2 separate regions of the Homo sapiens genome follow, and region 2 is linked to region 1. The links are chromatin loops, found by intact Hi-C in ENCODE. Cell type or tissue: heart left ventricle. All regions are shown on one strand. Links, peaks and the distances in the headings refer to the core of each region. The heading gives the core; the rest is flanking DNA. Region 1 has its middle 18 kb from the start of SFPQ. Region 2 overlaps ZMYM4 (zinc finger MYM-type containing 4).

The links. Hi-C counts contacts between places; a loop is a spot of excess contacts. Peaks named below come from ENCODE experiments on the same cell type or tissue, not always from the same donor. Only the 100,000 strongest peaks of a DNase experiment are listed, where the experiment ranks them.
Region 2: a loop joins it to region 1, with 2.3 times the contacts of the local background. A loop is called at or near these places in 1 of 110 quality-filtered maps.

The regions. Positions count from the first base shown.
Region 1 is chr1:35,172,928-35,178,315 of GRCh38, forward strand. It overlaps a transcript of SFPQ not described here. Among named protein-coding and RNA genes, the nearest start is that of SFPQ, 18 kb to the right of the region's middle. In heart left ventricle, for the core only: no CTCF peak of the experiment used is centred there; a DNase peak (open chromatin) is centred at 2,404.
Region 2 is chr1:35,391,688-35,397,075 of GRCh38, forward strand. It overlaps ZMYM4 (zinc finger MYM-type containing 4), which reads left to right. Exons shown (of 30, transcript NM_005095.3): 16 at 525-665; 17 at 960-997; 18 at 1,908-2,052; 19 at 4,865-4,983. Among named protein-coding and RNA genes, the nearest start is that of ZMYM4-AS1, 28 kb to the left of the region's middle. In heart left ventricle, for the core only: no CTCF peak of the experiment used is centred there; no DNase peak of the experiment used is centred there.

The sequences.
Region 1 (5,388 bases), core at 389-5,388:
GCTGGGATTACAGGCATCAGTGCCTATGTCTTAAGTGTGTTTACTAAATATTATTTTTTTCATTTTTTTGAGACAGGGTCTTGCTCTGTCACCCAGGCTGGAGTGCAGTGGTGCCATTACAGCTCACTGCAGCCTCAGCCTTCTGGGCTCAAGTGATCCTCCCACCTCAGCCTCCTGAATAGCTGGGAATACAGGCAGGTGCCACCACACCCACCTTATTTTTAAATTTTTTATAGAGTCAGGGTCTTGCCATGCTGTGCAGGATGGTCTTGAATTCCTGGCCTCAAGAGATCCTCCTGCCTCAGCTAGGATTATAGGTATGAGCCACCATGCCCAGCCAGTCCTAAGAATTCTTTATATATTCTACATACAAATCCCTTATCAGCTGCACGATTTGCAAATATTTAGTTTTTGTTCTCATATTTAGGGCTTCAATCCATTTTTTAATTTTTGTATATGGTGTGAGGTGTGGTCTAACTTTTTTTACATGTGGCTACCTAGTTTCCCAGCACCACTTGTTGAAAACACCATTATTTCTCTATCGGATGATTTTGGTACCCTTGTTGAAAATCAGCTGGCCATATGCGTGAGTGTTTATTTCTGGACTCTCAATTCTATTACTCTACATCTATGCTTGTGCTAGTACAACAGCCTTGATTACCATTGCTTTGTAGTAAGTTTTGAAATCAGAAGTGTGAATTCGACTTTGTTCAAGATTTGTTTCCAAGATTGTTTTGGCTATTCTGGGTCTCTTACAATATTCTATGTGAATTTCACAATCAGTTTATCAATTTCAAGAAATTGGCTAGGATTATGCTGAATCTGCAGCCTAGTGAAGTATTACCATGTTAACAATGTTATTATGGAATATTTCCCCAATTATGTGTATTCTTTCCACAATTTCTTTACCTCTGAATCCTTTAGTTATTTCAATAGTGCTGTTTCTTCAAGTCTGTTTAGAACTAAACCTGTTTTAGATACAAAACATTATGTGCCCACTATTTTGTTAAAATGTGGACTTTGCCATGTTTAAGTTCTAGGCTTCTCCACCCTTATTGTTTTAGAACACCTGAGTCAGGTATTGTGTCAAGTACTTAACATACCAACTAATCAACAACTCTGCTATGCAGCAATTCTTGTACTTAATTCTACTTATCATTTGAGGTTAAGTACACTGGCAACAGATGGCCTCTCCTTGGGACTTCCATCCCTTTCAGTACTTAGGCTCTTTCTAATTGTTCCCTATGGACTACATGATCTGCAAGTTAAATTTTCTCCCTGCTATCAAAAAACTGCTAATCAGGCTCTTCTGATTACATGGTATACTAAGGGAAATATCGTTTTTGCCTGTGAACCTTATCACTGGTAGAGACTTGAAAATACCATGTGCTCCTTTTGCATCTTTAGGCACTGCTAAATGTTTTTGCATCACTTTCTATCTCAATGACCCTATGAAAAAGGTGTTTTGCAGATGAGCAAACTACAACTAAACAAACTTACAAGATAACGCAGCCAGGCAAATTGCAGAAATAATGACCTCACATACCCCTAACCACTATAATATACTTTATATTGGTTTTGCCTTGAGAACCACAAGGCTTCAGATCCACAAGAGGGAAAACCAAGTATTAACAGAATTGAGCCAAACAATGACTCCAAGAAGATTCTTGATTTGGGTGTAAGCTGACCTGATTATTTAAAAAACACAGTATGAAAAAAATTGACCAGATCTTGGTCTCATTCCTGGGAGTAACTGTACACAACTTCTCAATACAAATTTCATATTGGCCGGTGCGGTGGCTCACATCTGTAATCCCAGCACTTTGGGAGGGCGAGGCGGGTGGATCACAATGTCAAGAGATCGACACCATCCTGGCTAACATTTTTAGTCTCTACTAAAAATACAAAAAAACTAGCCGGGTGTGCTGGCAGGTGCCTGTAGTCCCAGCTACTCGGGAGGCTGAGGCAGGAGAATGCCATGAACCCGAGGAAGAGCTTGCAGTGAGCCGAGAATGCACCACTGCACTCTAGCCTGGGCGACAGAGCGAGACTCCACCTCAAAAAAAAAAAGAAAAAATATTTCACGGGATGAGTAGATGATGTACCTCAACTCTTTCTTTGTGGCTATTTCAAATAATCTCAAGCAAACCTGAATTTTTTTCTGCTCAATTGAAGCAAAATAATTAACTTCCTGAAATCCTGCAATATTAGTAATGAGGCCCCAAATTAAAGTCCACAGGCAAACACAGCAACACAAATTACCTTTAAGCATGAGCCTCAGATCTCGTCCTGAACCAATGCTTTAGTGAGCGCTTGCTTTGGCAGAACATACTGTAAAACTGGAATGTTTGTGTGAGGCCGGGCGTGGTGGCTCACACCTGTAATCCCAGCACTTTTGGGAGGCCGAGGTGGGCAGTTCACCTGAGGTCAGGAGTTTGAAACCAGCCTGGCCAACGTGGTGAAACCTAGGTGGCATTGAACGTTTTGAGATGGTGCCACCACGCTCCAGTCTGGGCAACAGAGACTCAGTCTCAAAAAATAGTAATAATAATAATTAGTGTGCGAGACTAACAGCTTGGCAAGTTTTAGTATAAGGGCTCCAAGAGTGAAGGGGACAGATAATTTGTGTACAATTTTTACTAACAGCTTTTAAGTCAGTTCCAGATTTTTCCTTACATTTAGATATTCTCAAAAATTACCCATTTCACACTCCATTATCAAATTTTATTTGACTTTGAGAAATTGACAGCCCTTCGTTATTACTCAGACCAATCAAAAACACAGTAGAGTCCTCCCTTGTCTGTGAGGAGATAACATTCCAAGACCCCCCCACAGTGGATGCCCAAAATCACAAATGGTACCAAAGCCTAGCCTAGCCTACATGGCCTTTTTGGATGGCAAATAGCATATACAGCATGTATATGCTGTATCCAACATTCCCATCAGTATTCTGCCCAAGGTGGGAAGGACAGGATGCCTCTCAGAAAAGCACACAATTTAAAAATTAATAACTCTGAGATTGTGGTTAACCATGGTTGCAGATAAGGGGATATTACTATATTGTTATTTGACTATACTTACTTGTGAAGCGATGTGTGACTATCTCATAAACATCATCTTATAATTCGTACATACAGAAGTTGGAAATACAAAATGCTATGTCTGAAATCCAATCAAGATGTAGGTAGTAATTGCTAAATAACATGCTAATTTTAGAAATAAAAATTACAGTGAAGGCAAATATCTAAAATGGACCATAAAAATTGATCAGTAACTGAGACTGAAAGCAGCACTGCCAAGTCACAATAGGATCCTGAATTATACTTAATCTGGTTCTGTGTCTGTAATACAGACCATCTTTTTTTTTTTTTAATGTCACTTTGAATACGTTGAAGTCAGGTAAATTCTAGAAAATAAACGAGTACTAAAAAAACAAAAACAAAACCAAAGGATAATTAGGATAATGCCTTTATTAACGAGAATGAAACGTTCATTCCTCCTTCCACTCCTTCTCGTTGGTTTTCTGGACACAGCTCACCTGATCCTGCTAATTAAAGGGTATGATTACTCCAAAGGATACAAGAATCAGAGTTACCAAATTCTCAAACATAACATTATATAACTGTCAAGTGAACTAATACCAAAGAAATCTTATTAATCGGCCTGGCGCAGTGGCTCACGCCTGCAATCCCAGCACTTTGGGAGGCCAAGGAGGGCGGATCACAGGGTCAGGAGATCAAGACCACCCTGGCTAACATGGTGAAACTCTGTCTCTACTAAAAAATACAAAAAAAAATTAGCCAGGCGTGTGTGGCGGGCGCCTGCAGTCCCAGCTACTCGGGAGGCTGAGGCAGGAGAATGGCGTGAACCCAGGAGGCGGAGCTTGCGGTGAGCCAAGACTGTGCACCACTGCTCCAGCCTGGGCGACAGAGCAAGACTCCGTCTCAAAAAAAAAAAAAAAAATCTTTTAATGAATGAAAGAACATGGCATTAATTGTAATTAACAGGCAGGGCGGAGTGGCTCAAGCCTGTAATCCCAGCACTTTGGGAGGCCAAGGTGGACAGATCACCTGAGGTCAGGAGTTTGAGACCAGCCTGACCAACATGGTCAAACCCTGTCTCTACTAAAAATACAAAATGAGCCGGGCGTGGCAGAACATGCCTGTAATCCCAGCTACTTGGAAGGCTGAGGCAGGAGAATCGCTTGAACCCAGGAGGTGGAGGTTGCAGTGAGTCAAAATCATGCCAGTGCACTACAGCCTGGGCAAAAGGAGCGAAACTCCATCTCAAAAAATAAAAAATTAATGGTTCCCACATTAGTATTGTTATTTTTGTACCACCCAAGGGCCTTTCTGAAGACAGTTTAACAGACTAAGAATCATTTAACTTACCTAGAAACGTTGTCAGTCTGCTTGTGGCTTCCCTCCTTGATTGACTCACGCTGTGTGATGTCTTGAGAAGTATCTATCCACCTGTAACAAAAAATGTTAACTTGCTCACTGCAGCCTCAACCTCCCAGGATCAAGCGATCCCTCCCACCTCAGCCTCCAAGGGAGCTGGGACCACAGGCACACACCACCACACCTGGCTATATTTTTTTCTGTAGAGACATGGTCTCACTATTTTGCCCAGGCTGGGCTCAAGCAATCCTCCCACTTCTGCCTCCCAAAGTGCTAGGAATATAGGTGTAAAGCCACCATGCCTGACCTTCTCCTACATTTTCTTAAGTAAAAAAAGAATCATGGAGTTTTAGATGGAGTCTAAAATTGAATTGAATATTGACAATATGGCCTATTCCCCTTAAGTCAAGTTTTCTTTTCTGTTCTTCTATGACCGTTATATAACCATCCACTTTTTAAAAATTCTATTGTTTGACATTTTTATAATGCCTCTCACTTGCTTTCTCACATACATCCCTAATTTCCAAACAAAAATAAAGGGATATTATCTTAGAAACGGTAAACATCTCAAATATCGAAGTTTCACTCCACATATCTAAATGAAATTATTTAAATCAAACTCAAAAGCCTGTAGGGGTTAAGATTTCTAAAGGAAACTTACTTCATGTGAATGAGCACTCCAATATCAGCCAACATCAATCATTCTTACCTAAAGAATAATAAGAAAAAGTTAATATAAAAGACAAGGGTATAAAATAAAGGTTTGAAAATGCTAGTCAACTTCAAAATTTAAAGAGTAAAAATCCAGAGATAAAGATTGGGGGTAAGTTACAGCATAAAAAAATAGGAAGAAACTTCATGGTGGGGGGGAAATCTAAAATTATTCTTACATAAAATAAGTAGACACCTGAATTAGAATGAAAACTGTATTTTCTTTAAAATGTAAAAGCCTGACTCTCAGTTTCACCAGTCTGAGCACAAGTTTGAC
Region 2 (5,388 bases), core at 236-5,235, 220 kb after region 1:
TATTTGTTGCCTTTTTTATGTAAAGATAAAGTTAATAGAAAACTTTCAAGTTTTACTAATTAAAAAGTAGAAAACCAGGGTATGGTGGCTCATGCCTGTAATCTCAGCACTTTGGGAGGCTGAGGCAGGCGGATCACGAGGTCAGGAGTTTGAGACCATCCTGGCCAACATGGTGAAACCCCGTCTCTACTAAAATACAAAAAATTAGCTGGGTGTGGTGCTGCGCACCTGTAGTCCCAGCTACTTGGGAGGCTGAGGCAGGGGAATCGCTTGAACCCGGGAGGTGGAGGTCGCTGTGAGCTGATATCGTGCCACTGCACTCCAGCCTGGGCAGCAGAGTGAGACTCTGTCTCAAAAAGAAAAAAAAAAAGAAGAAAACCAAAACCCAGTTAATCCTAAAGTGACTTTTTGCTCCAACAGAAATTACTCAAACCTGAAAACATTGTTTAACTTCCTTGAAATGGTTTCTGTGTAAGTACATATAAATCACGTGAGGTTTCCTTATTTTTGTTTATTTTAATCAGCAAATATTTCCATGGTTCAAGCTGCTTCAGCAGGACCCCCATCTCTGAGAAAAGATTCGACTCCAGTTATAGCCAATGTAGTATCATTGGCAAGTGCCCCTGCTGCTCAGCCTACAGTGAATTCTAACAGTGTCTTACAAGGTATGGCTTGATTGGAAAGCATTTATCTAGCCTATTTAGGTTGAATGCAGTGGTCCCCTAACTTCCTTTCATCAGGGATTATTTTCATACATTTGACACATTCAATATTAGGAATAGTGGCTTGCTGCACAAGTTTCATATCTCATACTTTAGAATTGCTAGTTTCTTCCGTTGAATTAAAAAAACACATGTTCTTAGTATGAGGGTTTGTGTTTATGTACTGATAATCAGCTTTTAATGCTAATGTTAAAATAATTGTAAAGATCCTAAATTTATGTTTTAATTTATATCAAGGTGCAGTTCCAACAGTAACAGCGAAAATCATCGGTGATGTAAGTTTTATTACTTTTATTGGTATTGTCACTGTATTTATTTTTCATTTTCATACAGTATAAATATGTGTGAACTAATTTGCCCTCCTTCTTTATTATATGAAATAGATTTCATTAGCTCATTTAATCTTTGTTCAGGAATAGGATTTTCTGGCTATTTAAATAGGTCTTTTATGTACTTTAATATCTTTGAATGCTGGCTATGTAGTTACTGAAAGTTTTTCTTTAATTACACAAAATTGAAGTAAATTGTACAGGATTTAGGCCTGAAAGACTTTTGGATGTTTTGTGATGTACTCAGATTATAAATAAAATGTTTATACAATGTAGCTTATCCTCCCTCTGACCCATTACAGATTATACTGTAAAAAAAAATTCTTTTTTTAACCCATTAATATTTTCTGCTTTGTCTCTTAAAAGAAGAAAATAAATAATGAGAAAAACTTCTGACTGGAACAGTGGCATTTCTAAGGTGTTTCTCCAGGTTTCTGGGATAACTTTCACGTTGTCTTTATTCAAGTTACTTAAATGATCATAAGTGATTCTGTTATTCCTAGTTATCTTGAATCTCTCAAGTCCTCTGTGTCTTAATCAGGAAGTAAGAATTCTCATTTTAAACTTAGCCAGCATTGTTATTGATCAGCAGTGTGTTACAATAGAAATAGCATTTTTCTTGGTAAATAGAAATTGTGATTAGAGACATGCAGAGTAATATATAGTTATTAAAACATTCCTTGATTACTATTAATATTTTAGGAGTATTGTATTTCTTATACATTTGGTTGAATATTTACTTGCTATGTCCTCCATGTAATTCCAATATGACATTTCCTTTAATATTATAATATTTCTTATAATTACAATGAGATTTTTAAAAATGTTTTTGGTTTCTAATTTGTTTTTTTACTAGGCAAGTACTCAAACAGATGCCCTGAAACTGCCACCTTCCCAACCTCCAAGGCTTTTGAAGAACAAAGCTTTATTATGCAAACCCATCACACAGACTAAAGCCACCTCTTGCAAACCACATACCCAAAACAAAGAATGCCAGACAGGTATGTTCCTTGGTCTTTCTTTCTTTATTAATTTTTTAAGGGAAAGAAATGTAGGATCTACTTACATTGAGTACCTGCTATTTCCTAGGTGATGTGTTTGGTTGTTTGTATACATTGCCCAATTTAGTTCTCACAGCATCCCCGTGAGTTAGGTATTTTCCGCATCTGAGGCTTAACAAGTTGGGTCAAAGAGAAGGAAGTTAATCAGTGATACCATACTGTGAGCAAGTCATTTAATTCTCTTATTAATGACAATGTAATATTATAGAATAAGCATAAGGTTTGGAATTACATGGACAGGCTTCTAAGGAGGTGCTATTGTTTTCCAGTGTGACCTTAGGTTTGAACTACTCCACAGTCTCTTGGCTACTCCACACTGTTTCAAATGAAGTCAGTTCCTTTGAGGAGAGCTTCAGAGCTTTCTTTTTTTTTTTTTTTTTTTTTTTTTTTTTTATGAACTGCCTCTCCCCCTAGGCAGAATCTCTGAGCCACCTCTATGGATGCTGGGCAGGGTAGTAGTCTCTGGCCTTCTTGGCTTGCCTCCCCTGGCATGGAACTTCTGCCCTACAAGTGAGCTGGGGTGAGGGTGATCAGGATCCCAGTGTTCTTGGCCTGCTTTTCCTAGGGTAGAGCCTCCATCCAGTGGATGGAAACTGGGTGAAGGGAAGCCCCTGACCTCTTGCCCGTACTCACCAGGAATTTAGCCTCTTCAGCTTTCAGTTGGAGCGGATGAGAAATGCTTGTGGCCTCCCTTTCTTGATGAGATACAGTAACACTTGATTGGGAGCTGAGTGGAGAGAAGCCCATTTTTATTGGCCACAGCTACCCATAGTGGAGTTTCTGTCAAGCTGAGCTGAATTGAGCTGGGGGGATAAAGCCTGTGATGGCTGAAATGTCACAGACTTTCACTGTTCTTACCAAATTTGAACAGATTGTCTTGAATAAATGTTTCTTCATTTGGTATATGCCTTTAGGACAATTTCCCAAGAATTTAAATGGCTGTTTTTAAATAGTTTCACTTTCTTTGCTTGTTTCACTAAGGAATAGATCTTTGTAGCTCCTCATGCTGCCATCCAAAAGTCCTAGAATTTTGGCCGATTGCAGTGGCTCACACCTGTAATCCCAGCAGTTTGGGAGGCTGAGGCAGGAGGATCACTTGAGCCCAAGAGTTCAAGACCAGCACGGGCAACATAGCGAGACCATCTCTACTAAAAAATTTTTAAAAGTCCCAGAATTTTTAAACTAGAAGGAAATTCTTGATTTCTAGAGCTGCAAGGCTATCCTGTCAGCCATTGCTTCTCAAAGATTAATATGCACATGAATTATCCAGGAATTTTACTAAGTAGATTCTTATTCAGTGAGGCCTGAGATTTTGCATTTCTTATAAGCTCCCAGGTAAAGTCAGTGCTTCTGGTTCATGGACCACACCAAAATAGCAAGGCTCTAAATGATTTAGTTCTTTTTTTTTTTTTTTAATCAATAGCAGTTTATTTAGTATTATGTAGTTTGGTTATCAGATGTTTCTAAATCAAGTAACAATTTTTTAATGTCCGCTGTATTATGTAAAGTTTGTTGGCCAAATGTGGTGCCTCATGCCTATACTCCCAGCACTTTGGACAGCTGAGGCGGGAGGATCACTTGAGCCCAGGAGTTCAAGACCAGCCTGGGCAACATGGTGGGACCCCCATCTGTTAAAAAAAAAAATTTATGCCATATTATTTTCCCACTTCTAACTCTAGTCAAATTGTTAGCTCTTCTCTTTCTGTCCCTAGTATTACCTTTCTCCTAGATTAATGATTTTACACTTATCTAGCATATTCTCTGACACATAGAAAGGACTCTATATGCTCCTTGACTTATAATGTTGTACCCATCATATGTTAAAAAAATCATGAGTCAGAAATGCATTTAATATGCCCAACCTCCAGAACATCATCATAACTGGGCCTAGGCTATTTTAAACATGCCCAGAACATTTACATTAGCCTACAGTTGGGCAAAGTCATCTAACACAAAGTTTATTTTATAATAAAGTTTTGAATACCATGTAATTCATTCAGTGCTATACAGAAGTATGGTATATACTTGTTTTTGCACCATCATAAAGTTGGAAAATCCTGTATTGAACCATCGTTAAGTTGGGGACCGTCTGGTTAAATAATGGAATAAATCATCCATCTTGCTACTTTCTCCAAGTTTTTTTCCAAGTTCTGTTTCATCCTTTTAATACTTAGAACATCTGCTATATATATTTATTCTTTTTTGTAGGTATCATAACCTAGAGTAGTCTCCCATCATCTTAGCTCTACATATTATAATTGCCTCCTATTTTAACAGTTGATATATTTTTTATTCAGTGCTGAAATTGTTGCCAAATTAATCTTTTTTGATGTCATTTTCATCACTACTTTGTGTTAAAAAAATCTTCAGTAGCTACAAATGATTTTGAAATGTGCATTATAGCATGATGGAAATGGCCCCTCCCTATTCAGCCTCCTCTTTAGCAAGTGGTTTTCCATGCCTGTCTTCTAGGTTCCCTGTTTCAATCCTTTCAATTTATCCATCTAAATTATATCCTGCATTCATTTTCTCCTCACATCACTGATATTTGTTACCCACTTTTTGTCAGTGCTATACTCAAGATTTATTTTTTTGGCTACTTTAGTTATTTCTCCTTTGTAAGAAGTCCTGTAGTGTCATAGGTTACTCTTATTTTGAACTATAAACCTCCATAAGCTTTTTTATTTTGAAATCTTATGAAAGCATTTCTAACCCTCTTTGCTTTTTGTGATTTTGTTGTTGTTACTGTTAGAAGACACTCCAAGTCAGCCCCAGATTATTGTGGTGCCAGTTCCCGTACCAGTGTTTGTTCCCATACCTCTTCACCTTTATACTCAATATGCTCCAGTCCCATTTGGAATTCCAGTTCCAGTGAGTAATCATTTAGAGATTAAAGCTAATATAGCATGCATTTTCCTCAATTAAAACTGTATAGTTCTGTGAAGAAAGTTTTCATTTGTTAGTAAAATATACCTGCTTCTGATTGGCTGTTATCATATTCCCATTATTACTTAACATGGATTATATAAATGACTGCTTTTATTTGTACCCTTCCTTCTCAGAAAAGGTTATGATGTAGCTTTTTAAAAAACTTACATGCACAATAAGACCACTCAAATAGAAAAAGATCAGAAATGGTGTATGTTGAAATCCTGGATTCTAGCAAGGGTGAAAAGAGTACTGTGATTTATATAATTCTCATTTTTGATTAAAGAAAAATGTATTTTTTAATTACAAATTTATTTTTCCCAGGTACTGAGTCCTTAAAGGAAACAG